Linked DNA regions of Mus musculus: region 2 is linked to region 1. Evidence: chromatin loops called from intact Hi-C (ENCODE). Cell type or tissue: left cerebral cortex. All regions are shown on one strand.

The links. Peaks named below come from ENCODE experiments on the same cell type or tissue, not always from the same donor. Only the 100,000 strongest peaks of a DNase experiment are listed, where the experiment ranks them.
Region 2: it touches region 1 in a loop (2.7-fold over the local background); 4 of 42 quality-filtered maps call a loop at or near these places.

What each region holds. Positions count from the first base shown.
Region 1 is chr10:85,941,040-85,943,539 of GRCm38, reverse strand. It overlaps Rtcb (RNA 2',3'-cyclic phosphate and 5'-OH ligase), which reads left to right. Exons shown (of 12, transcript NM_145422.4): 9 at 143-331; 10 at 942-1,052; 11 at 1,522-1,641. Among named protein-coding and RNA genes, the nearest start is that of Gm48175, 13 kb to the left of the region's middle. In left cerebral cortex, no CTCF peak of the experiment used is centred here; no DNase peak of the experiment used is centred here.
Region 2 is chr10:85,888,478-85,890,977 of GRCm38, reverse strand. Pwp1 (PWP1 homolog, endonuclein) reads right to left here. Exons shown (of 15, transcript NM_133993.3): 15 at 1,875-2,500. Among named protein-coding and RNA genes, the nearest start is that of Pwp1, 18 kb to the right of the region's middle. In left cerebral cortex, no CTCF peak of the experiment used is centred here; a DNase peak (open chromatin) is centred at 1,029.

The DNA.
Region 1 (2,500 bases):
CTAAAGGGCAGTCTCTGTGCTTCCTATAAAGATGAGTGACTAGTGTTTAGTACTCTGAAGTCCACCATTCACTAGCTGAAAGCAGTAAACTATGTCCCCAAGAGCTAGAACTGGCTGCTTATAATGGAAACTTCCCCTATAGGCTTTTGCCAAAGTCTTCAACACAACCCCTGATGACCTGGACCTGCATGTGATCTATGATGTGTCGCACAATATCGCCAAAGTGGAGCAGCACGTGGTGGATGGGAAGGAACGGACGCTGCTGGTGCACAGGAAGGGATCCACCCGTGCTTTCCCGCCTCACCACCCCCTCATTGCTGTGGATTATCAAGTATGTGACCCTGCATTCATGTTTGAGCAGTGAGGTCAGGAATAGAGAATTCTGATACAGGTTCAGTAAAGCAGGAAAACCTGTGTAAAGAAAATCTCCTGTTCCCTGTGACAGCAGTGGTTCCTATACTCTGCATCAGTGACACCCCATCTCTAGTGAGTGCTGTCTTAGTGCTACACTAGGCATGCTTTACTCCCCTGAGCTATATGGCCTGGGGGTTATTGTAAGGCCGACAAAGGTTCAACTGCAGTGTTTCTTTCCCTTAACTCTCGGGGTTTTGCAGATGAGGAAACAGAAGTCCAGAGAGGGCAGGTGCCTTGCATGGATGAAAATGCTAACCATCCATCCCTCCAGTTTGAGTGTTTTCTGTACTACATTCTGTCTGTTCTTGACCCTTATAGTTTCCTTCTCTTTCTTTTCCCAGGGAGCTAGAAAATCCCAAGTAGTGCTTTATTATAGCCACAAGAGCACTGAGTCACAAGAGCACTGAGTCACAAGAGCACTGAGATTAGAGGTTTAGGTTTCTTGTACAGTTCTGCAACACAAGAAATTTCAGGCATAAAAAGCATGTGCCTTTCTAAAATTTAATGTTGGTTTTGTGTACCCTCAGCTCACAGGACAACCAGTGCTTATTGGTGGCACCATGGGGACCTGTAGTTACGTTCTGACTGGCACTGAACAAGGCATGACTGAGACCTTTGGAACAACCTGTCATGGAGCGGTAAGAAGAATGAAAACTTGCTAAGAAATGCTGTCAGTTTAGCTATTTGCTCTTGCTGCAAGCCTGGTGATCCTAGTTCCAGCCCAGCACGCTCGCATCTGTAATCCCAGCACTCCTGCAACAAGACGGGAAGACTAGAGAGTCACCGGAAGCTCACATAGCAGGTGTCCTGGAGTTCTTCACAGCAGCAGAAACTAGAGACCCTGCCTCCACCAGGTGGAAGGAGAGAGTCCACTTCTGACCTCCACACACACGCCATGGCTTTTGTACATACATGTGCTCATGTCCATACACACTAACATAAAAGGGGAAAGAATAAGCACATAGTAGAATGTGATAATGGTGAGAATTTCATTATCAAGGAAAAGGCATAGAATTCCAAGGGCTTAAACACTACTGGAGTCAAGTGGACTTTAGTTCGAAATGCATAAACTGGTTTATTCCTGTCCTTGCTCCTTTCTCATTCTAGGGCCGTGCTTTGTCCAGAGCAAAATCACGTCGTAACTTAGATTTCCAAGATGTCTTAGACAAACTGGCAGACATGGGAATTGCAATCCGGGTTGCTTCCCCCAAGCTGGTTATGGAAGAGGTGAGTGGCGTCCTGAAAGTTTTTACCAGGAAGCCTTAAGATTTATGCCTGTGGGCAGAGACTGGAGTTTCTGGTGTTACAGAGATGCGGTAGGGTTGGTTGGTTGTCAGTGACTTCAGTTGGGGCGTTTGGGTTTTATATTTGTTTTCTCACTTACTGCTGTTTTGAGAATTCCATCCACAGATATGATTTGTTTTTGTCATGCCCACTCACCCTCTCCCTTTCTGTTCCTCCTCTTACAAATGTCCCACCGCTCACTGTCCCAGAGGAGGCCATCTCTAGCCTACTCTGGCCTTGAAACAATCCTCAGGCTCCTGTATTCGAGGATCACAAGTGTGAGCCACCACTCCTGGCTCTGATTTTGGTTTATCTCATTTTATTTTATATTGCCCTTTGTTTGGAGACTAAGTCTATTGCCAGCTAGATCTATGTTATAATGTTTGAAAGTAGGTTGTAAGGGCCTGGTTGAAGGAGAAAACTTACTCTTTCAAATTGTTTCCAACCTCCACATGTGCAGTGTGTATGTGCCACGCACACACAATAGAATTTAATGGGGAAAAATGCTTTTGTCTTTTTGTGGTTTGTTGTTGTTGTTGTTGTTGTTGTTGTTGCTGTTGTTGTTTGCTTTTTAATTGTGTATCCCTGGCTGTCCAGGAACTCCCTCTGTAGACCAGGCTAACCTCAAACTCGGAAAATTGCCTGCCTTTCCCTCAGCCTCCTGAGTGCTGGGATAAAGGTGTGTGCCAACACCTCCTGCAACGGTCAAAACTTAGAATAAGTAGAAGTAGTTTAAGGTGACCCATTGTAACCTTGATTCTGCACAGTTGCATGCTTACATTTCAGTTTAGGACAAATTTGG
Region 2 (2,500 bases), 53 kb after region 1:
GTGCAAGAAGTGCTTTCACCAGTTTTCTGAGAATCAAACCTGCCAGCAGCGCTTTAAGTCCATTAGTTCCATGAACTTTAATTGTCCCGTCAACTTACCTTCTGGAAGCACACGAAGAATGATCTTTCTTTATATACATAGCCAGTGTCTCTATGGATTAAACTGTCTTCCCCTATTGGTGTTAAAATCTTACACTCTAGTATCTCAGATGTAACTGTCTTTGGACATTTAGTCAAAGGTACAATGAGGTCCTGACGTTGAATCCCTATGCAATGACTGGTATCCTTTTTCGAATAGCTAAGTTTGGATAAGGACTCATGCAGAAGAAACATGATGGATGCCTACAAGGTACTCAGCCACTAGGCAACACTGCCAGTGCCCTAGCCACTGTCTAAGTACACCTCTGAGAAGTGGAACAGCTTTCAGAACACCCATCAGTGGTGAGCAGTGTGAAAGGCAGCTAGTGTAGTAGATTCCGTTGCCACCAGTCAGTGGGTGGGATGGCACCGGTGTTATTTTTGTCGTTCCTTAGTTTTTCTTTCATATGTATGTACACTTGAAGGGTCTTAGGCCACAGACCTCAGACACTTTCCCGCCCAGAAACCATCTAAGGCATTGTGACGCAAGCTGGTAATCTTAGCATTTAGGAGACTAAGACAGGATGATTGCAGCAAGTTCAAGGCCAGCCTGGACTATATGACCCTGTTTTAAATCAAAAGACAAAACACAACAAGAAGACCAACCAATGGTTCAGCATGCCAGTAGAGGCAGCAATTTGGAGGCATTGTAGAAAGAATGAGAGACTGCTTAGTAATCTGCAATGGCCTGTTTATACACAATATTGTTTAGGACCTCCAAAGTCTGGCTTCACATTCATATTGCTTGAGGTCTATGAAGCCCCAGGGGTCTAGTCAGCCTGTTAGGCTCCCTGCTACAGGTGATTCTGAAGCCAGTTGCAATTTTACATAGGAGCCCCACAAATACAGTGCCTATGTCTGAGTCATGCTAAAGCAGTTATGATCGTGTTGCTTATAGTGAGACAGGATCTTTTCATCATGTCACTAGGCAATGCAATGCTTTGCAACAGCAGTGTATTTACACAAAACCAGATGGCTTAGACCGTCATTCAGTGTGGCCTCGGCGTTGGTATGGGAGGCTGAGGTATAGTGTTGTCATGTGGTTTTACCCCCAAGTAATACCATATGTTACTATATTATATGTATCAGGCACAAAACCATGAGCAGTGCTTTGTGTTAGAATGTTAAGGGTATCTATACTGTAACTTGCTCATCAGAGATTTTTCCAACCCCATTATAATCCATGGGACCCTTGTCATTGACTGCATCCTGTTTTGCTGCATGCTACCGTATGTACAATGTGTTAAAAGTAGAGGAACAGGAGTCAAAGGTCCTGTCTGAGACCAGGGAAGGCATAAAGCCCACCGTAATCCTAGCTCTGTAAGGACAACTGGACGCCGAGGATGAATAGACCTGGTCTGGAAAACCAGGTCCTCGGTCTGAAATACAGGGCAGAACAGGTGCTTTAATTTCAAGGTCAAAGCCATCCTCAGTCTTTACCAAGAAGGGAAAGCACATTACGTGTTAATTTTATCTTCACAGTGGCAGCTTATAGAAAGCACGACAGGAGTGAGGGTAGTTTTTAAGATACAGAATTAGATAAATGTCAGTCAGACAAAGCTCTGCATTCTGTGTTTTCCCAGTTATCTGCCACACAACAGTCATTGTGTGGGAAACAAATTAAACCACTCAGGTGGTTCTGTTCCTAATTTGGAAGCTTACAAGGACTAAATAAGTTCTGATCAGACTTGAGAAATGCCCTGGTATTCTGAAAATAAGAGTGAAGTCAAAGTGAGGTGAATTTCAATGACAAATAGAACAGTTTATTCTATTACTTCAAAAAGTACCAACATCCTGAAACTTGGGAAATCAGCTTAGTAATGGTGGAGTCTGGGAGGAGGGAGTGGACAGCCTTTCTGTGAGGTGGTGTGAGATTGCTAATTTAGGACCTCTTAAGTCCAGAAGGCTTTATGGGCTTGACAAGTTCAAGTTTATTTGAAGGAAATAGATGGGAGAATGTACTGGGACCAAAACTTACAAGGTTATGTATTACTTTGACAGTTTGTTGTCTATTTAGTAAAATATTTTGATCATAGAAAATTGTATGAACAAAATCCCCATTTAAAAAATAATTGACATTTTAAACAAAATATCCCTGAAAACATGGAAGTTTAAAACCAAAAGTTGTCAAAATATGATTAACATTCAAAAGGTGAAAATACCTTTAGGGATCACATTTATCAATGGGTTAGGGACACTGCTCAGTTAGTGAAATGTTTGATTTGCCAACACGAGGGCCTGAATTCAATTCTAGAACCTACCATGCATATAGGTAATCCTAGCCTGGGAAGATGGAGATAGGTGAGATTCGCTGGGCAGCCTGGTCCTAGGAATCTGCCTGTCTCTCTCTCCTCCCCAGGACT